Linked DNA regions of Mus musculus: all the other regions are linked to region 2. Evidence: chromatin loops called from intact Hi-C (ENCODE). Cell type or tissue: heart. All regions are shown on one strand.

The links. A loop is a pair of places that touch in the nucleus more often than their neighbours do. Peaks named below come from ENCODE experiments on the same cell type or tissue, not always from the same donor. Only the 100,000 strongest peaks of a DNase experiment are listed, where the experiment ranks them.
Region 1: it touches region 2 in a loop (4-fold over the local background); 3 of 42 quality-filtered maps call a loop at or near these places.
Region 3: it touches region 2 in a loop (2.0-fold over the local background); 2 of 42 quality-filtered maps call a loop at or near these places.

What each region holds. Positions count from the first base shown.
Region 1 is chr2:16,888,241-16,896,240 of GRCm38, forward strand. No RefSeq gene overlaps it. Among named protein-coding and RNA genes, the nearest start is that of 4930515L03Rik, 120 kb to the right of the region's middle. In heart, no CTCF peak of the experiment used is centred here; a DNase peak (open chromatin) is centred at 4,341.
Region 2 is chr2:16,735,066-16,743,065 of GRCm38, forward strand. The region is part of intron 13 of Plxdc2 (plexin domain containing 2); the gene reads left to right. Among named protein-coding and RNA genes, the nearest start is that of 4930515L03Rik, 270 kb to the right of the region's middle. In heart, no CTCF peak of the experiment used is centred here; a DNase peak (open chromatin) is centred at 3,316; H3K27ac peaks cover 390 bases.
Region 3 is chr2:16,900,845-16,908,844 of GRCm38, forward strand. No RefSeq gene overlaps it. Among named protein-coding and RNA genes, the nearest start is that of 4930515L03Rik, 110 kb to the right of the region's middle. In heart, no CTCF peak of the experiment used is centred here; no DNase peak of the experiment used is centred here.

The DNA of each region.
Region 1 (8,000 bases), 150 kb after region 2:
TGCTGCTGCTGCTGCTGGTGGTGGTGATGGTGGTGGTGATGCTGAGGATATTTTAATTGTAATCATAGTACTGGAGAGATAGCTCAGTACTTAAGAGTGGTCTCTGCATACTTATTAGGGCTGAAGTTTAAGTCCCAACACTCATGTTACAAGCTGGATGTCCTGCAGATGCCTATACCTCAATTCCCGAGGGACTCCAAAATAGGAGAGTCACTGAAGCATAGCCAAGTTACTAGCATAGCCAAGAATGCATGAATCTTAGGCTCTGTGAGATAGCTTGGCTCAAAGGAATGGACAAGGAAGTATAGAGGAGGACACTTAATGCCCTCTGCTGACTTCCATTCATGACACCGACAATCATGCCTCATACATGTGTGTATACATCCCCAAGCACATATGCATCTACACACAAGTAACTAATAAATCTTTAAAGGTATTCTTTTCATTTTAATTTATTCTTATTAAAATAAAGTCTTCTCTCATAGAATGCATCTCAATCACAATTTTCCTCCCTCCGCTCCTCCCATCTATTCCCCCTCCAGCTTACCCCTGGATCCACTCCTCCTCCATCTTCCTTCAGAAAAGAACAGACTTCCAAGATAAAAAAAAATACAATAAGACAAGCCCTCACACTAAGCTTGGACTGGACAAGGCAATCCACTAGAAGGAAATGAGTGCCAAGAGCAGGCAAAAGGGTGAAAGCACAGCTGCCTCTACAGTTAGGATTCCACTAAAATACCAAGCAAACAGCAACAACATGTAAGCTGAGGACCTGGCACAGACCCCCTACATGTCCTGTGCTTGTGGCTGCAGTCTCTGTGAGACTGAATGTGTGCTGCTTAGCTGATTCAGTGGGCTATGTTCTCCTGGTGTCCTCCATCCCCTCTGACTCTTAAATCTTTCTGCCCCCTCTTCTGAGGCAGTTTTCCAATCTGCAAGGGATGTAGAGACTACACATAGACCTCCAATTTAGACTCTCTCTCTTCATAATGTCTGGCTCTGGGTTTCTGCACCTGCTTCCATCTGCTGCAGGAGGAAACCACTGACAACAACTGGACACCAAGGCACCAATCTTTGAGTACAGCAGAATATCATTAAAATCATTTCATATTTCAGGTTTTTAGAAGAGTCATGATTGGTTCTACCCTTACTTTCTGGGCTGACCAGTCTCTGGTACCTGGCCGTCCAATGCAGTCTCAAGCATGGACTCCTTTTTGTGGTATAAGCTTCAAGTTAAGCTAAACACTGACGGCCACTCCCACAAGTTTTGGGCCACCACTGCATTAGCAGAACTGGCAGGCAGGACGGATAGTAGGTCAAAGGTTTTGTGACCTGGGTGTACAGGTTTCTTTTTTGGAAGCCCTCAGAGTATCTCCCTGCACGATAGACTAGAATGTAGGGGTGAATGCTCCATGCAGGCATCAGCTCAATGCCTCTCTGCCTTCATGGAACTGTGTGCATTTTGTCCTCAGCATTGAGGCCATGATCTCAGTTTTTAGAGAACAATTCTCTGTCCTAAGAACAGCCTGGATCTTGTTCAGCGATCACCATTGGATCTCCTTGGCCAACAACTCAACCAAACACAAGCCAATCCAGCCACCAGGAGCCTTGCCTGCCTATAAGAGATAGTCATTTCTAACTCCATATTCCCCATTACTTGGAGTTCTTACTAGGATCTCCTACATAAATCCCAGGAAGCTTCCAGTGAACTAAGTTTCTATACTGTCCCCCAATTTCAGCCATCTTCCCCTGCATTCCTTTCCTCCATCCTATCCCCCAACCTAATCCCTCCTGCTCCAGTCTCCTCCCTGCAAAATTAGTTCCATTTTTCCCTCCTGGTAGATCCATGTGTACCCTACCTCCCTCCTCCTTATGTAACTTCTCTGGGTCTACAGATTGTAGTTTGACTATCATTTACTTTAAAGTTATTATGCACTTTCTTTCTTTCTTTCTTTCTTTCTTTCTTTCTTTCTTTTTTTTTTTTTTTTTTTTTTTTTTGCCAGGGTTAACTGAATGCATATCATATTTATCTTTCTGGGTCTAGGTAACTTTACTCAGAGTGATTGTTTCTCTAGTTGTATCTGAAAGACCCACAACGTGAGGACTGCCCCACATTCTGACTCAGGCGAGGAGACACCCCAAATCACTCACGAGAAATGGTCTTGATGCAAATTGCAAGAGGACTTTTATTTCAAGAGGGCTCTCCGGCCCACAGTTATACACCATGCAGGGGTAGAGGACTGTGGCACCCCGAGTAGCTGGGAGAGGGGGTATTTAAAGGAAAAAACCACAACTCAAGGGGGTGGGAAGGGCATTGTTGGAAAATACCAAAAATACCAGTTAAGAGTCATGAGGAAGTACAAAGTCACAAGAGTCACAAGGAATACCTGGTAATTGTGTGGGTTATTTCTCAAGACAGTTTCTGTGAGCCCCTAACAATAGCACATTTGCAAAGCAGATTCCATGAATGGTCAAGGTGGTCCTTTTTGAACAAATAATCCCTGAACCCAGGAAGCGGGTGGGTGGAGGAATGTCGCTATCTCTTTTATGATTAGCAAGCCTTGGAGCATTGAGTCACAAAGGTCACATTCTCAAGCCTGGGCCTAAAGGCCTAGTTTTTATGTTTTTATGTTTTGCTTTTTCATTTCCCAGTTCTACTTGTTAATAGTTCTAATCTTAGAACTAGACACTATCTTCTCCCTGACACACTTGATCCTTTAGGGTATGGTACTGTTGTCTCAAAACTAAAAGCTGCACTGTACTAAGTCTTGCTCTAATAAAGGTGACTAGCCTATCTAACACACATGGACCTATAATTAAAAAGCAGAAGCACAATCAAAAGGAGTCCCATAAGGGTAGAAAGTAGGGTGGTCAAGAGTACAAGATAAGGGCCTTTCCACCAAGTCTCAAGGTTTTCTGCATGGTGGCATCTAATGTAGACAGAATCTCTAACTTGGAAGCGGTTTGGGGCTTGCAGGTCTCCTCTTGAGTAGGCCTCCTAGAGCTGCTTCCATGCTCGCTGTCTCACCCACTCGAGTGCCTTGAGCCTAGAGAACAAAGGCTGGGAAAGCAGCCCATTAGCACTATGTACAGAGGCTATTTTTACCAGTGGAGCCCCCCCCCCATAGAGTAATACATAGGGGGTCAGTCCAAACTGTCCAGGGGTATTTCTAACCCTGAAGAGCACAAAGGGTAGGAGAGCTATCCAATCTTTAGTGCCAGTCTCAGCTATCAATTTAGTAAGGGTCTCTTTAATGGTTTTATTCATCCCCTCTACCTGTCCTGAGCTTTGGGGCCTGTATGCACAATGTAACTTCTAATCAATCCCCAATATCTTGGCCAGTCCCTGACTTACCTGGGCAACAAAGGCAGGTCCATTATCAGACCTGATTACCTTGGGTATCCCAAACCTGGGGAAGATTTCTTCTAGGATCTTCTTGGTTACCACATTGGCCATCTCAGCCCTGGTAGGAAAAGCTCCTACCCAGCTTGAAAAAGTATCTATAAACACTAATAAATACTTGTTACCATACTTGGTTGGCTTCACCTCAGTCTTCTCTCAGGAGGCATTCTGGAAGGATTAGCATTAACCAGCTGGCAAGGCACACAAAGTTGATTACCAAGTCAGCCCAGTCCCGGTAATCTGAGAACATGATAAGGAGCTGTACTAACCAGTCTCTGCAGATGTTTAGCTCATAGGTGGGTTGGACGATGCATCTGTTGGACATATTCTAGTCCTTTTTGTAGGGTAGGATGTCCTTCCCTTCTGAGGTTTAGCAAGTCCCCTCTGGGATCCTAGAGAACTGGTCTATCTTTTATTTCTTGCCAATCTTCCAGGGTGTACTGCCGCCTGGGTCCTGGGGTTTTGGACTTTTCTGCTACAGGCAGAAGGTTAACACTCTGGGCTGCCTGCTTGGCTGTTAGGTCTGCCATCTGAGTCCCTTTAGCCATAGCATCTTAGGTCTTTCTCTGCAGATATCAGCAGCCCTCTTTGTCTGTATATTGCTCCATGCAGTGGCAAAAGTATACCTGCTGTCAGTGTAAATGTTGATAGACTTCCCCTTTGCCATTCGTAGAGCTTGTATCAAAGCCACAAGTTTGGCTGTCTGGGCCGACGTCCCTTCAGGGAGGGTGCTGGCCCAGATCACTTGCTTCCTGTCCACCACTGCTGCCCCCGCCTTCCATTTACCTTCAACAAAAGCTACTGCCATCTGTGTACCAGCTCGGACTCCCAGGCCAAGGCTGATCCTTCAGGTCATTTCAAGTGCCAGTTTCTTCTGCCAGAATGTCAGCACAGTGATGAGTAGGTGAAGAGTCATCAGTCTCGGGCAGTAGGGAGGTGGGATTGAGGACAGCAGGGGGAGTGAAGGTCACTCGTTCAGTAAACAAAAGACTCTGATAATGTGTCATACGAGCCAAGTGTTGGTCATTCATTGGTCAGGGGACTATCGGATAATGCTTTCAAGTGTGTGGGGTGCCACTACAGTTATTTGTTGTCCCAGAGTGAGCTTATCAGCATCCTTGACAAGTAGAGCTATGGCAGCAATAGCTTTTAGGAAAGAAAACCACCCACTGGCAACAGGGTCTAAATTCTTGGATAGATAAGCCACTAGCCTTTTTCAAGGTCTCAAAGGCTGAGTAAGGACTCCTCTGGCAACCCCTGTTCTCTTATTCACATAGAGAGTGAAAGGCTTGGTTAGGTCAGGCAAGGCCAAGGCTGGCCGTCACTAGGGCCTTTTTAATTTCTTCAAAGGCTTTCTGATGATTTCACTAGGGGTTATAGGTCTATTTAAATTGTTTGTATGATCTTGATTTAACTTTGGTAAATGGTACCTATCAAGAAAACTATCTATTTCTTTTAGACTTTTAATTTGGTGGAGTACAGATTTTAAAGTATGCCCTTATGATTCTCTGGATTTCTTCTGTGTCTGTTGTGTCCCACCATTTTGTTTCTGATTTTGATAATTTGAAGATTCTCCCTCTCTACATTTTAGTTACTTTAAATAAGTGTTTATCCATTTTGCTGATTGTCTCAAAGAACCAACTTTTTGTTTCATTCATTATGTATATTTCTGTCTCTATTTTATTGACTTCAGCCCTCAGTTTGAATATTTCTTGCCATCGACTCCTTTTGTATGTGCTGATTTCTTTTTGTCTTAGAGCTTTACAGTTTGTTATTAAGTTGTCACTATAAAATTTCTCGATTTATTTTTTGGTTGGTTGGTTAGTTTTGTTTTGGTTCTGGTTTTTTGTTTTGTTTTTAACGTAGGCACTTAGTGCTATGAACTTTCCTCTTAGCACCATTTTTGTTGTGTCCTACAAGTTTGGATATACAGTGTATTAATTTTTATTGAATTCTATAAAATCTTCAATTTTGTTATTATTTCAGTCTTAATACATTTTTAAAAATTTAATTCTATTTGTAATTCATTTTTGCACTCCATATTCCATTCCTCACACTTCCCCATCCACCCTCTGACTGCTCCACATCCCACACCTCTCCCCACCTACCACACCACTTGACCTCTAAACTCCTTGGAACCTCCAGTCTCTTGAGGCTTAGGTGCTTCATCTCTGAATGAACACAGACCTGGAAGTCCTCTACACAATGTGTGTTAGGGGCCTCATATTAGCTGGTGTATGCTGTCTGTTTTGTAGTCCAGTGTTTGAAAGATCTTGGGAGTCCAGGTTAATTAAGACTGCTGGTCCTCCTACAGAACTGCCCTTCTCCTCAGCTTCTTTCAGCCTTCCCTAATTCAACAACAGGGGTCAGCTGCTTCTGTCCATTGGTTAGGTGCAAAGAACTGCATCTGACTCTTTTAGCAGTTTGTCAGGTCTTTCAGAGATCAGTCATGATAGATCCCTTTTTGTGAGCATTCCACAGCCTCAGTAATAGAGTCAGGCCTTGAGACCTCCCCTTGAACTGGGTCCTACTTTGAGCCTGTCACTGGACCTTCTTTTCCTCAGGCTCCTCTCCATTTCCATCCCTGTAGTTCTTTAAGACAGAAACAATTATGGGTCAGAGGTGTGACTGTGGTATTGAAACCACATCCCTCACTTGATGTCCTGTCTTACTGTTGGAGATGGGCACTATAAGTTCCCACTCCCTACTGTCAGGCATTTCATCAAAGGTCCCTCCCTATAAGTCCTGGGAGTCTCTCACCTCCTAGATCTCTAGTGCATTCTGGGAGGGAGGGCGCAGGGTCCCCAAACTCCTATTTTCTGTTTACATTCTTTTTTCTGGCCCTCAGAGCTTCAGTGCTTTTCCCTCTCCCAATACTAGATCAGGTTCCCCTCTCCCCACCCCACCCCATCCTCTTTCCTTCCCAGGCCCCTCCTTTCCTCCCCACTTGTGATTGATTTCTTCTCTTGTGTCAGGAAAAAGCAGTAATATCTCTTTAATATCTCTCAATATCAATGAACTTACCTCACCTATAAAAAGGTATAAGCTAACAGACTGGATAAGAAAACAAGATCCGGGGAGGCGGCCTCAGCCTCAGCAGCAGCGGTCACCATCTTGGTTCCGGGACTCCACGAAACTTAGGAAATTAGTCTGAACAGGTGAGAGGGTGTGCCAGAGAACCGGAAAGCTTCTGGGACAGGCGGAAGCACAGAGCCGCTGAGGCAGCACCCTTTGCGGGCCGCAGACAGCCGGCTACTGTCCGGACCAGAGGACAGGTGTCCGCCTGGCTCAGGAGGTGGCCTCAGTCTCAGCAGCAGCGGTCGCCATCTTGGTTCTGGGACTCTGCGGAACTTAGGAATTTAGTCTGCACAGGTGAGAGTCTGCACCACAGAAGCTGACAGCTTCTGGGAACTGCCAAAGCAACACAGCTTCTGAGAAAGGTCCTGTTTTGGGCCTTCTTCTTCAGCCAGGAGGAGGTCCAAACACAAGATATCTGCGCACCTTCCCTGTAAGAGAGCTTGCCAGCAGAGAGTGCTCTGAGCACTGAAACTCAGAGGAGAGAATCTGTCTCCCAGGTCTGCTGATAGACGGTAACAGAATCACCAGGAGAACAATCTCTAAACAGAGTCAACTATAACTACTAACTCCAGAGATTACCAGATGGTGAAAGGTAAATGTAGGAATCTTACTAACAGGAACCAAGACCACTCACCATCATCAGAACCCAGCACTCCCACTTCGCCCAGTCCAGGGCACCCCAACACACCCAAAAACCTAGACCTAGATTTAAAAGCATATCTCATGATGATGGTAGAGGACATCAAGAAGGACTTTAATAAATCACTTAAAGAAATACAGGAGAACACTGCTAAAGAGTTACAAGTCCTTAAAGAAAAACAGGAAAACACAATCAAACAGGTAGAAGTCCTTACAGAAAAAGAGGAAAAAACATACAAACAGGTGATGGAAATGAACAAAACCATACTAGACCTAAAAAGGGAAGTAGACACAATAAAGAAAACCCAAAGTGAGGCAACACTGGAGATAGAAACCCTAGGAAAGAAATCTGGAACCATAGATTTGAGCATCAGCAACAGAATACAAGAGATGGAAGAGAGAATCTCAGGTGCAGAAGATTCCATAGAGAACATCGGCACAACAATCAAAGAAAATGGAAAATGCAAAAAGATCCTAAATCAAAATATCCAGGAAATCCAGGACACAATGAGAAGACCAAACCTACGGATAATAGGAGTGGATGAGAATGAAGATTTTCAACTCTAAGGACCAGCAAACATCTTCAACAAAATTATTGAAGAAAACTTCCCAAATCTAAAGAAAGAGATGCCTATGAACATACAAGAAGCCTACAGAACTCCAAATAGACTGGACCAGAAAAGAAATTCCTCCCGACACATAATAATCAGAACAACAAATGCACTAAATAAAGATAGAATACTAAAAGCGGTAAGGGAAAAAAGTCAAGTAACATATAAAGGCAAGCCTATCAGAATTACACCAGATTTTTCACCAGAGACTATGAAAGCCAGAAGAGCCTGGACAGATGTTATACAGACACTAAGAGAACACAAATTCC
Region 2 (8,000 bases):
TCCTCCCTTCCCAAATGAATTGTTCTTATTTCTTACTTTATAATTAGACCCCTCATGAGCATATATGGTAGGGAAGAGGTCCCCCTCCATTTCTCTACTTAGTACTGATGGAGACATATGGCCTAGGATGATCTCCATCTCCAGACACAAGGAAGCTGAAGCATCAATCTTAAATGATTTACTCAACATCGCTCCTGTACTCAATGGGAGTCAGAATTTGAGCACTGGTGTTCCACTTTCAGAAATCAAACCATCAACCACAGGACTGGACTGCGTGCTGCTTCTCTCTGGTACAGAATTTTCTTCACGGTCTATAAGTAGAAATGCAGTGCAATGGTCTCTTAAATGTAGTGTAATAGTATCGTATTATGCTATGTCTTTATAATAGATTTGGTAAAATATAATCATCAAAAAGAATTAAACAGTTTAAAGACTTAATAAATTGTGCTGAAACTACTGCCCAGATGTGTATAAGTTGTCTTAGGGTTTTACTGCTGTGAACAAATAAATACCATAACCAAGGCAAGTCTTACAAAAGACAACATTTAATTGGGGCTGGCTTACGGGCTCAGAGGTTCAGTCCAGTATCATCAAGGCAGGAATATGGAAGCATCCAGGCAGGCATGGTACAGGTGGAACTGAGAGTTCTACATCTTCATCTGAAGGCTGCTAATGGAAAACTTACTTCCAGGCCACTAGGGTGAGGGTATTTTAGCCCACACCCACAGTGACACACCTACTACAATGAAGCCACACCTACTCCAACAAGGCCATGTCTCCTAAGAGTGCCACTCCCTGGCTCAAGCAGTAGTCGTTCATGAAGTTGTTAATCATTATTTTCTATTTTGAGTAATGATGACAATGACAGGGGCTGTTCTCTGTGTATTTGTTCTTGCAGAAAATATATACCCGTTTTTACATATTTTATAGGCACAGACATTCCTCATCATATGATATTTACAGGGCCTGGCTTTTAAACATCTTATTTGTAGGAAGGAAATAAAGCAAGCCAAGAGGAGCAGATCCATGGGTTACATGTTTTTCTTAAAATACAGGAGCCCCAGCATCCTCTCCCTTCCTTCTATTTAGTCTCTTTCTCACTAACTTATCTCTTAAAATCCTCCATTATCCTCTGAAGATTTGAGACCAAGTATTTTCTTTGAGTTTTATGCTAGATAGCTTATATTTTTAGTGTCTGTCTGGCTATATTGTTGTTTTCCAAAAGATATCTGATTTTGGTCAAAATCTGATATGTCTATATATGCTTTAAAATCCATTTTAAAATATAGTTTGTTATCTTCAAACAAACTGGCAGAGACAAATGTTAACATAAAAATGCATTTTACATTTTCAAAAATTTGTTATAAAACTGGTACCTCTTTGCCTAGATTAGCATAACCAACATTCCTTATTAAATTTTATGATTTCTGAATGTTTGTAGGCATAAATTCTGTGGTTTATTAAAGATTATAATAAACATGAGTAATAAAATCAAAATTGACAAGAAAACAAATAAAAATAATTATAAGCTCAAGGAAATAAAGCATTATTATATAATGAAAATCATACAAAATAAACATTTCCCATTAAAAACAAAATTCCAGTATTTGGAGCTGGATTGGTGTCTCAGTGGTTAAGATGGCTTGATAACTTTTCTAGGAGACTTGAATTTAGTTTCTAACACCTACATTAAGCAGCTCATAACTAGCAGCTCCAGATGTGACAATTTTTCTAGTGCACACACACACACACACACACACACACACACACACACACTGAGTTTAGAATATCTCATTGATAATTTAAATAATCACAAATTATTAAATGGCATTTTACTGAACTCAAGCACTAAGGAGTCTGAGGCTAGATTATATCTTTAAGAGCAGCCTAGGCTGAAGAACAAAGCCCCACTCTCTAAATGGTTTTCTCTTATTTTTACTTTTGACTGTTTCCACTACATAAATTTAAGTGATCTCTATAGCTTGGTGTACATGTCTATTGGAAAACATTAGTTTATTAAAATAAAATTGTGGGGAGGGAAGATTGAGGAAAATATTGGTTCTCTCTATACATATCACAAGTTAGAGAAAAGCTGTAGGTTTTTTTTCCAAATGGGGAGGAAGAAATTAGAAACCTAAAGACACAGAAATTTAACAAGCAACTGATATATTGGCCATTTGCTAGTACATTTATTTATTATTCGTTGAGTTTCTGCTGTGTGCCAGCCCTACCAGAGTAAACAAGAGCTTCCCACCACATGGAGCCAATGGGCCAGTGAGTGACAAGGTAATACTTTATTTAAATTAGATACAGGTTCTACATTGAATAATTGGTTTTAAGTATAACTCAGTTTAGAACTTGAGGTAAGCATAATTGCCATTATCATAAGACTTTTCATGGAACTTTTGGCATGGGTTGATGAAATAAACCCTGAGTACAATAGGTAAAGAAAACCCATTGCTGACCTAAGCAGTTAACTTCTCTTAAAGGGAGAAACAAACGACTCCACCATTCTTACATTGTGCACTCTGGCTTGATTTAGAAATTGTAAAATAATTTCACAATAAAACTTAAATACAAAGTTGAACCATTTATCTTGCATTTTGAAAATCTTTTCATTTTTGGAGACCCAACATATGTGCCTTACGTGGAAGTTCCAAGGATTTTTGATGATCAGAATCATAGAATGTTAAAGGAAATAGAAACCCCGGAATGCATGCAAATAGAAGATTTTGTGACTTCCCCCAACGAAAGCACACTATTCCCCAAGTGGTCATATCAAGTGCATTTCATGCAGAGCTCTATTTAATAAACCTACAGGGATGGTGCCTTTTACTCTGTAGTAAATATATTTATGGGGATACAGAAAATAACAGCATAGTTATCAATGTTAACATCACAGAGGGTGATTCTTATTTCTTATAACAGTATATTCATTAGTATTCTGATTATATCATTAAGATACTGTCAAACCCAATTAAACATAAAGGATCAGAAGCCTCAGTGCCTAAAATGTCTATGAGAAGTGTGATTCTGACTCAACTACAGAGTTCAATCCTGTGGAGAAAAAAAGACTAGATAGTACAGCCTTTCACTCAGACTGAGTGACAGCCAGATGCAAAGCTGTCACTGCAGTCCAGGACTCCTCAGGCTGGCAGGCAGTTTCCACCCTACAAAAGTCCTTGGAGCCACTGAACACTCTGTTGGTTACCTATCCCCCAAAATATTTGTGACTAACAAGAACTCATGGAGAATATGAAGTGAACACAGGCAGCCGTGTCCCTCAACTTTTCCTGGCAGTCTGCAGAGCCACGAGGAGGGAAGCCAGAGCCACGGGGCCCAGCTGCTGCTGCGTGGGAGGAAGGCACGTTCCCAAGCTCTCGGTCTTGCTCACTCTGCAGCTGCTGTGAGGCTTTGGGAAGACATGAGCATTAGCAAACCCATATAGTAAGCAGAGAAAAGCATTCCAGAGGACCACAAATCTTTCTTTATCTTGAAGTGGCACATTTCTTACAACTGAATTTTTCCTTTAAGGTACGTCTTAGTTCAATCGTTAAGAAAAGTCAAGAGGGGAAATGAGACACTGAAATAAATTACTTCTTGTTTCTATTCTTAGAGGAGGTAAAAGATGATATTCGGTTCTCACGAGCTCCAGAAAGTGGGGCAAGACATCAAAGCTAGTTGAAATGCTATTACACTCTTGTTAAAGAGTAACACTATTAGGGGGCAGTTTACAGAGCTTTAACAAAACATAAGCGGGGGTTGGGGGGACTGGAGTTAAGAGCAGAGGTCCTAAGTTCAATTCCCAGCAACCATATAGTGGCTCGTAATCATCTGTAATGGGATCTGATTCCCTCTCCTGGTGTGTCTGAAGACAGCTTCAGTGAACTCACATACATTAAGTAAATAATTAAAAAAAACAAATAAACAACAAAAACAGAAGCAGAGTCGACAGCAAAATGTTATTTCAAAAAGAGGGCCAGCAAGATGGCTCCGTGGGTAAAGGGGCTTGCTACTGAACCCAAAAACCTGAGGTCTATTACAGGACCTCACACGTAGGACAGACTTAATCCCCTAAATTGCCCTCTGACCTCACACACACACACACACACACACACACATACACACACACACACACTTCTGATGTCTATGGTTCTAATAGGCTAGAATTTGTCATGTGCATCACTAGATAATTTGGTATATCATGTAGACTTCATAGTGATTACTTTTTAAATACAGTCATCAAAATAAGATTCAATTAATAGCCATCATCTTTCATTTACTTTGCTGGTTGGTATGTGTTCACTTAAATTCCCAAAACTAAAACAATGTTTCTAATTCAATGAAATAATTACTTCATTTCACTGGTAAGAATTATTAAAAATACTGAATAAAATATCTTGTATTTCATTGAGCTTTCTACTAAATTCCTTCTTAATTACTATATCCTAACTGATTACTTTAATGATCAGTTAGCCACACCACTTTTCCCATCAACTGTCTCTGCTCTCTTAAAAAAAGAAAGAAAAAAAAGGATCCCCTGAGTATATGTACCTAGAAAACGTGATTGCTGTAGTCAAACAATGCATCATGCATATCACTTTGCTAATTATTTTTGCGTGTGATTAGTGCAATTACCATTAAACCTTAAATAGATAAAAATGTGTGCTAGCGTGTTAATTTCATTCAGCATTACACAAATTTTAAAATGTCAAAATATTGCTATCATTTCAAAAGATCTATTTTTGTTCTACTCTGGCAGGGAGACATGGCATAAAATTTTTAAATAGTGTAAGCTCATAGGCTTGATAGCCTAAATTTTTTAAATCAGGCTGTTCACTAGTTGTGTGATTAAGACACAGACTAAAAAAAACCACAAGTACTTTAGGGTACAGAGTGCCTGTCCCTTTACCATCCCTGTAGTCAAAGCTGCTGAGAACCAAGTCTGCCAGCTCTTTCTCTTGATTTAGAAACACATTGGTACTCCCAACAGCAATAACTTTATAAAAGCAGTTTCTTGAGGAACTCGGCCCGTCATACCATTGAAGCTAGAGGCACTAACTCACATGTGATTTTACTAGAGCATTTATGACCACAGTAGCATTGTCTTGACTGTTGGCCAAGTCACTGGGTAGCATTCAACCAGATTGTTTCCAAAACCCACTGCAGATTACTTTTCTTTTGAGTAGATTGCCTGTCTGATAACAAATTATTACTCAATTAAATATGTGTGCCCATTAAGAACCCTTAGAAAGCAGTTAGATGCTTCTGTCAGTGACTCTGTGAGGTTGGATTCTGAGCTGAATTTGGGTCTTTACAGAGGATGTGGAATGGGGTTAATTCAAGAACCATGTGAATGATAAAAATAGAGTTTAAGTTTTCCTTTGTCTGTCTGAAAATATTTTCAATCAGTTCTTTTGAATATTCACTGTTTCTGTAGTGAGATCAGAAACTGTGTTACAGATAGACTGAGAATCCAAGTTATGCAATCTGGAAAATCCACAGTTCTTTAGTGGTAAGGAAAGTGACCTCTCAATTAGTAAAGCGAGAAAGAAAGGACTCAGTAGTAAATACAGGACATCCACGCAACTTGGTAATTAAATTTTCTAGTAAGAGAAGTGGAAAAATCAGAAGGCAAAGTTTTAAAGACAGAGAGTGAGGGGTTAGACGCAGGTTGGCTTTGAGTTTATGACCAAATCTCAATTGAGGCTTTTCACAGAAACAATAAGGAAAGGAAGAAATGCAAGTAGGACCAGCTGAAATCAGAAGAAATAATAAAATTCAGGTGAATATATCATCAATTTGCATAAGGAAATTGAAAAATGGAAAGTTCTGAAGTAGTATAGAGTGCTGTCATGTCACAGGAGAAGGGAGGAAGGTAGGGCCTGATGGCAGGATCAGTGTGGGCTTAAGGAAAGTTGCATTAAGGGGATAGGGTAAGAGGAGGAGGGGAAAGGGGAAAGGTGAGAAGGCATGAGTGTCTCAAAGTGTTTGCAAAGGAGAAAGTGATAACATCACCTGCTAGCTGAGACAAGAGCATTGGACAGAAAACAAGTACACAAAAGAAATTTCAGATAAGAAAAAGCATGAATTCTAAGTAAAAATAGAGTGAGTTGTACAGAATTGGGGGATAGCAGGAGGTGAATGTGGGACCTGAATATCTGGTTACTGGGCATACTGTGAGAATGCCACAAGCAAGCAGTAGTCTAAGCACTGATGTTCTTTGAGGTCGGACTAAACTGGGTATGTGACCTTTCCACAATAGCTGTAGAATCTGAAATCCAAAAATGTAATAGCTAAGAATTTTTTATAAAGATGATGAAAGTTTATCTAGAATTGCTTGTCATGTAGATGAGAGAGCTACTTGTGAATTGATTGAAAATGGTCCAAGGCCGACAGAGTGTGAGGCAGAGACTGGGAAAATGGCAGAGACTAATGATAGTCACTGTTGTGCCAAAGGATATAGGGTATTTTAGGTTTGTGTGATCCTAAGATCCCCAGGTGGCTGACTGCTTTGAGGCGAAGTTGTATAAGGTCTAATGTGCATGTCAAAGGGGTTCGATTGAATAAATTCAAAATATCCTGGAAGAAACATTGAGATAGAAAAGGTTACTAAAGTTATTGAAAAGGACAATCAAATTACACAAAACCAGGGACTGAGAGTTTCTGAAGACCAGGAATGTTCCCCCACATAGAAGGGCCAGAATGAAGCTCATCAGTGGTCAGCTTCACTCTGGCTACTCTTTATAGTATACTTATTCTGTTCATGGAACTATCTTTACTGAGTCAACTTCAACTGCAAGGCTTTTCCTTGAAACTCATAGCATATGTTGAGTGTTTTCGGTGGGCATTTGATCTTATACACTTTGAATTCTTCCTGCTGTGGTTTGGGATAACACTACTTGTTAGCATTTTTTTAAGCTTTGACATGCAAATGAATGGCTCCCTAAACACAGTGTGTACGCTTCTAGTTTAGCAGATGTTTTGAATAGATGTGTGAAAAGGGTAACTTCATTGGCTGACTGAATGCATTCATTAATAGTCATTATCATCATGCCCAGTTAGGGTATCAAAGTGTCTGGCAATGAATGAGAAAGTCATGAACGTAGCATATCATTCAAGAATATAGAACCTATACAATAGAGTAAACGTTCTGCAAATCAACACCTACGTTCATTATGAGTCTTTTTGTCTGTACCGTTTCATTTTATTGTAGACTAAGGTTTGGGTCCAGGTTCAGGTAATGAGGGAGTTTTGTCTGTTTACAGGGGGCCATTTCTGGGTAAAATTTAAAATAAGATTAACTTTTTAATGGCATTATATGCCAGAAATTCTAAACCATAGTAAGGAAAAAATATTTTTTTGCTGGAAAAACTTTACCAAACTAATTGCTAAAGGGTAGAGCTTGCTACTATTGTGTTTTCTTATCACAATGTTGATATGAACAAAAGCTTAGCATAATTTTATTATTTGTCCACAAGTAAGTGGACTGCTACATGGATGCTTATACTAGAATACCAAGTTGTATATTTGGTCCGTAACTCTGTGACAAGCATCCATTTAGAGAGTGAATTTGGAGTACTTAGGATGCTGGGTACTTGATTTAAGCCCAGAGTTATCTTCAGCCCATAAGATAGTACCTTGTACATTTGCATGAAATTTGTAGACTCAAGATGAAAACTTTTGGTGTCACAGTTGTGTGTATGAGAATATAGGAAAATCACCCTCTGATTTTGGTGAAGCTCACTTACATGGCAATATACTTTTATGTTCCTGAATCTTCAGGAATGTGCATCACAAGATACACATTCAGATTTCTGTGTTCTTATTTTATGTGACAATCTTTTCTAGTTTGACTTAATTGTCAATTTGACACATACCACCTAGAGTTATCTGAGGAAAACCTCTACCGAGGAATTGCATAAATCAGATTGAATATATCTCTCATGATTATTAATTAATAGAGGAGGGACCAACCCATTGCAGGTGACACCATTTGT
Region 3 (8,000 bases), 170 kb after region 2:
GGGGAACGCCAGGGCCAGAAAGGGGGAGTGGGTGGGTAGGGGAGTGGGGGTGGGTGGGTATGGGGGACTTTTGGTATAGCATTGGAAATGTAAATGAGCTAAATAGCTAATAAAAAATGGAAAAGGAAAAAAAAAAAAAAGAAAACAAGATCCAGCACTTTGCTGCATACTAGAAACACACCTCAACAACAAAGACAGACACTATCTCAGAGTAAAAGGATGGAAAAAGGACTTCCAAACAAATTGTCCAAGGAAACAGGCAGGAGTTGCCATCCTAATATCCAATAAAATAAACTTTCAACCAAAAATTATCAACCACAATGAAGAAGGACACTTCATATTCATCAAGGGGAAAATCTATCATGAGAAAGTCTCTCTTTTTTTTTTTTTTTTGGAGAAAGTCTCAATTCTGAACATACATGCCAAATGCAAAAACATCCAAATTCATAAAAGAAACTACTAAAACTGAAAACTCACATTGAACCCTACACAATAGTGGGAGATTTTAACACCCTATTGTCACCAATGGACAGGTCATTGAAACAGAAACTAAACAGAGACACATTGAAACTAAGAGAGGTTATGAACCAAATAGATTTAACAGCTATCTACAGAACATTTCACCCTAAAAGAAAGAATACCTTTTTTTTCAGCACCTCATAACACCTTCTCCAAAATCGACCATATAATTAGTCACAAAACAACCCACAAATATCTACAGAACATTTCACCCTAAAAGAAAGAATACCTTTTTTTTTCAGCACCTCATAACACCTTCTCCAAAATCGACCATATAATTAATCACAAAACAACCCACAAATATCTACAGAACATTTCACCCTAAAGGAAAAGAATACCTTCTTCTCAGTACCTCATAGCACCTTCTCCAAAATCGACCATATAATTAGTCACAAAACAACTCTCAACAGATACAAGAAGATTGAAATATGGTAATACATCCTATCAGACCACCATGGTCTAAGGCTGGTCTTCAATAACAGCAAAAACTACAGAATGCCCACATACATGTGGAACCTGAACAACTCTTCACTCAGTGATAACTTGGTCAGGGAAGAAATAAAGAAATAAATTAAAGACTTCCTGGAGTTTAATCAAAATGTTGACACATCATACCCAAACCTATGGGACACAATGAAAGCAGTGCTGAGAGGAAAGTTCATAGCACTAAGTGTCCTGGTAAAGAAATGGGAGGGATCTTATACTAACAACTAACAGCACACCTGACATCTCTAGATCAAAAAGAAGCAAACTCACCCAAGAGAAATAGAAGGCAGGAAATAGTCAAACTCAGGGCAAAAATTAACCAAATAGAACAAAGAAAACAATACAAAGAATCAGCAAAATTAAAAGCTGATTCTTTGAAAGAATCAACCAGATAGATAAACTCCTAGTCAAACTAACTAAAGGGCCAAGAGGCAGGATCCAAATTAATAAAATCAGAAATGAAAAGGGAGATATAACAATAGAAATAGAGGACATTTAAAAAAATCAGATCCTACTATAAAAGTCTATACTCAACAAAACTGGAAAATCTAGAAAATGGATGGTTTTCTAGACAGATGCCACTTACCAAAATTAAATCAAGAGCAGGTAAACTATCTAAACAGGCCCATATCAGACAAGGAAATAGAAGAAGTCATTAAAAACCTCCCAACCACAAAAAGCCTAGGGTTAGATGGATTTAGTGCAGAATTCTACCAGACCTTCAAAGAAGACCTGATAGCAATTTTCCTCAAACTATTCCATAAAATGGAAACAAAAGGAATACTACCTTATTCGTTTTAGGAAGCCACAATTACTGTGATACCTAAACCACACAAGGACCCAACCAAAAAAGAGAACTTCAGACCAATCTTGCTTATGAATATTGATGCAAAAATACTCATTAATACAGTTTTGATTCAGTAGAGAGTTGTTAAGTTTCCATGAATATATATGCTTCTGTTTATTTAGTAGTATGTGATCATTTTTTAAGAAAACTCTCTGAGGTGCTGAGAAAAAGATATATTCTTTTGTATTTGGATTAAATGTTCTGTAGATATCTGTCAGGTTCACGTGGTTTATAATATCTACCCACTCCAGTAATTCTGGTTTTTATCTGGATATGCTGTCCATTGTGTGAGTCAGATATTGAAGTCTCCAAGTATTAATGTGTGTGATTTGATATACGATTTAACGTTAGTATCTCTATGTTAAGAAATGAAACATCTCTTGCTTCTTGGGTATATTTACTTAGAAAGTCTTTTTCTAACCTTTTACTCTGAGATAATGTCTAATCTTGATATTGAGGCGTGTTTCTTGGATGTTGCATTCTGTTAGTCTGTGTCTTTTTATTAGGGAATCAAGACCATTGATATTGAGAGATACCAATGACCAGTGATTGTTGATTTCTCTTATTTTGCTGCTCCTAGTGTTGATGGGCCATGGGAGTGTGTGTGTGCTTCCATCTTTTGGTTGCTGGTATGAGGTTATTTATTTCCCAACCTTATGTTGGAATTCTCCTTACAGTACCTTCTGTAGGGCTAGATTTGTAGAAGACATTGTTTAAATTTGAAGTTATTAAAGAATATTTTGTTTTCTTCATCTATAGTAATTATAAGTTCTCCTGGATTATGGTAGTGTGGGCTGGCATCTGTGGTCTCTTAGAGTCTACAGCACATCTGTCTAGGCTTTTCTGGATTTTAGAGTCTCCACTGAGAAGTCAGATGTAATTCTAATAGGTATGCCTTTGTATGTTACTTGGTCTTTTTTCTTTGTAGTTTCTAATACTCTCTCTTTGTTCTCTGTACTTGGTGTTCTGATTATTATGTGCTGAGAAAACGTTCTTTGTTGGTCCAATATATTTGGTGTACTGTGTGCTTCTTGTATCTTTATAGGCACATATTTCTTTGGATTAAGAAATTTTTCTTCTATGATTTTGTTAAAAATATTTTCCATACTTTTGAGCTGGGGTTTTGTCCTTCTGTTCTTGTTATTCTTGTTTGATCTTTTCATAGTGTCCCCAATTTTCTGGAAGTTTTGAGTCAGGAAATTTTTAGATTTGACATATTCTTTGAACAATGTACTCATCTCTTCTATAGTATCTTCAATGCCTGAGATTCTTTTCCCTGCTTTCTGTTGGTGAAGCTTGAATCTGTACTTCCTGCTTGAATTTTTAATTTCCAGAATTTTTTGTCCTTCCTCTTCTCTTCTCTTCTCTTCTCTTCTCTTCTCTTCTCTTCTCTTCTCTTCTCTTCTCTTCTCTTCTCTTCTCTTCTCTTCTCTTCTCTTCTCTTCTCTTCTCTTCTCTTCTCTTCTCTTCTCTTCTCTTCTCTTCTCCTGTCCTCCTCTCCTCTATCCTCTCCTCTCCTCTCCTCTCCTCTCCTCTCCTCTCCTCTCCTCTCCTCTCCTCTCCTCTCCTCTCCTCTCCTCTCCTCTTCTTCTTCCTCTTCCTCTTCCTCTTCCTCTTCTTCTTCTTCTTCCTCTTTCCCCTCCCCTCCCCTCCCCTCCCCTTCTTCTTCCTCTTCCTCTTCCTCTTCCTCTTCCTCTTCCTCTTCCTCTTCCTCTTCTTCCTCTTCCTCCTCCCCTCCCCTCCCCTCCCCTTCCCTCCCCTCCCCTCCCCTCCCCTCCTCTCCTCTCCTCTCCTCTCCTCCCTCCCCTCCCCCCTCCCCTCCCCTCCCCTCCCCTCTTCTTTCTTTCTTTCTTTCTTTCTTTCTTTCTTTCTTTCTTTCTTTCTTTCTTTTCTTTGTTTTGAGTTTTGGTTTTGTTGTTGTTGTTTTGTTTCTTCGTTTTTGGTCTTTCAAGACAGGGTTTCTTGGTGTTATCCTGGCAATCCTGGAACTTGATCTCTATAAACCAGACTGGTCTCTAACTCACAGAGTTCCTGACTGCCTCTACCTTCCCCTGTGCAGTGATTAAAGACATGAACCACAACCACTTGACATATTTCTTATATTTTCATTTTCAGGTCTTGAACAATTTTTTTTCCTTAAACTATTTGGTTTTTTCCTAGGCTTTCTTAGGGGATTTATTCACTTTTTCTAATTGTTTATTTTAGTTTTCCTGGCTTTTATTTCTTCTTTAAGGACATCAATAATCTTTATATAGGTAGTTTTGAGGGTGTGTGTGTGTGTGTGTGTGTGTGTGTGTGTGTGTGTTTCAGCTATGTTGGAATATTCATGGCCTGCTGTGTGATAACTGGGCTCTAGTGAAGACATATTTTCATGCTATTACTGCTTTTATGTTTGTTTGTTTGTATGTTTTGTTTAGGCTGGTGTCTAGCATCTGCTTTTATAGTAGTTATAGATCTAGGTGATGATTTCTGGGATGTTAAAACAAAATCTGTGGGATCCACAAGAGGCTTAAACAAAGGGGAAGAGAGAGTGCAGCTGGAACAAACCTGAGACTTGGTGTCTGCTATGGAAATAGAGAGAGAAAAGAAGACCTGAAGGCAATCTTCTTGGTGTTCTGGTAGACATTGCCTGTGGCTGAGCAGGGCTTGCCCTGAAGGAGCTGGGGGTTGGGACACAGGCACAGCTATGAGAAAGAAGACCAGTAGGGCCCTGTCTATGGGATCCACAGTAGACAAGAAGAAGGAGAAAGGAAAGCTGCATCTGTTTTTCCTTTGCAGCACTAGGGAGGAGTCTGAAGGATTGGGGCTGCTGGAGCAACAGAGAGCAAGACAATGCTTTTGAAATTGCCATTCCTTTAAAAGTGTGTGACTTAAACTGTTTGCACCTCCCACACCAAACAAGGACATCACTATCTTGAGTATCCATGCTCTTTTGACTCAGTCTTTTCTCAACAGAATTAGCTTTTGAGTTCTGTTAGACACTTAGAAAATCAAAACAGCAATAGGCAAAAGTTTAAAATCTATGTATTCAAATACATTTTCCTGTCTAAGCCTTCCTGCTGGAACAGTTCAGACCATTTAAAACATTATTCTCAAAATTTGTTATTTTGATATGACACTTATTTTCTCCATGTGAGCAATGCTTTCTTGAATCTTGTTCGACATAGCTCCTTTCCAACCAATCACTGTCACTCCATCCTCACCTCACTCCCTAAATACAGCCTTATTGTCCTATATACACACATCCTTCTTCATTGGCTATTTGGTAAAAGCTCAAGTTGTTTTAGCAAAATTCCACCTCAGGTTCTATGTTCTAACAAATGTTTGAGAATTTGAAAAAAATTAATTGTACTTTCTTCTTTGTTTATTTTTAGAATCCAGTCATCGTTTTTCCTTTCTTATGTAACCAAGTCATCTTTAATAGTATGCTGGAAATGGTTTTCTTCCCAGTTAGTATTCTGTACCAAGAGCATGCACTGCTTTCAACATGCAGTAGCCTTTTTCTTTATCCCCACTGCCTTTGGGCAGATGATATGCTTGGCATTCAGAGGAATGAAGAACTGCATAGTGAGTGTGAAGGACTGAGCTTCCCTAGAGTTTAAATGCAGCTTCATTAAAATGCTCAAGCTTTTCTGCAAAGAACAAGAGTACTCCGCGAGAAGTTTAGAAATCTTTTAATTATCTTGCTACCTCTAATAAGGAATAATTCGGATAGCCATTTATAGATTTTTTTAAAAAATTTTTTTCTAACACTTTCAAAGTGAAAGTCTAAATTAAGAACTCAGAGTACATAAAGTGGATCAGGTTTCTCCCTCTTGATGGTGGAAAAGGTGATGTAACTCAGTCTCAAATAAATCCATATTTCACCCCATAGGAAAACTAAATATTAAGGGACATTAGAGAAGCTGCGATCTAATGGGTACTCCTGTGCCAGTTAGATTTTGTTCTTTAACTGGGCAAAGATATATTTTCTAGGCATAAAACAAAATCCTTTTCTATACAGTGCTTTATTTCATATCTGTAATATGTTAATTAAATATTTGCAAACAATATTTTGTATGTACATATTGACATATCAAAGCTAAGACAGTATACTGATTATTTAATGGCCCTAAACTATTAAGTTGTTAATCTTCACTTGAACTCAAGTTTCCAGACTCCAAGTTCCATCAGCATTTACCTATTATTTCCATATCCCACCTGTACTGGCTGGTTTTGTGTGCCAACATGACACAAGCTAGAGAGGAAGGAGCTTCTGTTTGGGAAATTTCTCCATGAGACCCAGATGTAAGGCATTTTCTCAATAAATAACCAATAGGGGAGAGTTCAGCCCATGGTGAGTGGTGCCATATCTGGTCTGGTGGTATTTGATTCTACGAGAATGCAGGCTGAGCAAGCCATGTGAAGCAAGCCAGTAACAACATCCCTTTATGACTTCTGCAATCAGATCCTGCCTCCTAGATTTCACTCTGTTTGTGTTTCTGCCCTGACTTCCTTTAATAAAGAACAATATGGAAGTATAAACCAAATAACCTTTTTTCTTCCCAACTTGATTTTTGGTCATGATATTTCAGTACAGTAATAGAAACTTTAACTAAGACATCACCTATCAATTCCTTTGCAAAATGGCTATTTGTATAAAGACCTTTTTACCAAGTCATTCCTGGTTTATCAACATAAGAAATGACCGTTAAATGTATGAGAAATAGAGAGCTAGCTACACATGCTAGGTAGAGTTCTGAGTACTTGACCTATATTTGTCCAAGAAGAAATTCCTCCTGTCCAGGAATTCATATTACCATTTACAAACATTTATATCACAGAGAGTGATAGAACTCTCTAAGACGTTAAATAATCTGGGTGTAGTAAAAAGGAATACAACCATTAATTTGGTGATCTGAGAAAGTTTCCTTGAGATTATGGCATCTAATCAGAGGTTGGAGTGAAGGGATGAGCCATTTAGATATCCTACAAGAGCAGCATTGGTAGAAGAAAAAACTTAGAGGCAGGAAAAGGATTGGTATAATTGAGAAAACTAAGTATACTTGTGTGGGTAGACAACTAGGAGAAAGGAAAGAGTGCTGGCAATGATGTCAAGAAAAGTTGGCAGCTCAGGAAGGCCATAATAGGAAAGATGCAAATCTTATATTATTCTGAGCTGAGGAGGCATTGGAGGAACTGACAGAGAAATACCTGTGAATGACCTTAGAGGAAGGTAGAATTGTCTCTGGGGGCTTTGGCAAGATCCTGGAGGGACAGTTTATCTGACTAGGAATAAGAACTAGATAGAGGTGGTAGCAGCTGGTGCTAGGCAAAAAAGTTAATGCATTCATTGTTTTGATTACTTATCTCGATAGCAGAGATGAGTCTATATGAGAAAATAAAAGATAAATTCATGTCTTGAGGTCTCTGTGCATTGTTTTGATTACTTAGATCAATAGCAGAAATGAGACTATAGAGGGTGAAAAAGAAAGGGAAATATGCCTCGGGTTCTCCGTAAATACAATTAGGTCAGAAAAAGGCAGGGCCTGGAATCTGGGGTATCTGCTGAGTCTAGACTAGATAAGGGCTATACTAGGTAGATAGAAGGTTGGAACTATGAAGATAAACAGGCTACAATTCTTAAAATATTTAACAATGTATTACACTGTGGTTTGAGTAGGTTTCCCCTCAATAGATTCATGTGTTTGAATGCTTGACCATAGGGAGTTGTACTATTAGGGGGTGTGACCATATAGTAGGAGGTGTGGCCCTATTGGAGGAGGTGTGTCACTGTGTAAGTGAACTTTGAGGTACTATGCTCAGGTTACAACCAGTGCAATAGAAAGCATCCTCCTGATTGCCTGTAGATGACAATATCCTTCTGGCTGCCTTTGGATCAAGTTGTAGACCTCGTGCCTTCATCATTCTGCTCCCATGGTGCCATGCTTCCCACCAAGATGAGAATGGACTGAATCTCTGAACCTGTAAGCCAGCCCCAATTAAATGTTGTCCTTCCATAAGACTTGTCTTGCCCATGATGTCTCTTCATGGCAATGGAAACCTTAACTAAGATACCCAGTTTAGTGGTAGGTCCCCAGTTTAGAGGTAGGTTTCTACTTATAGCTTTTCCATAATATCCCATATGGATATTTTAAAGCCAACATAT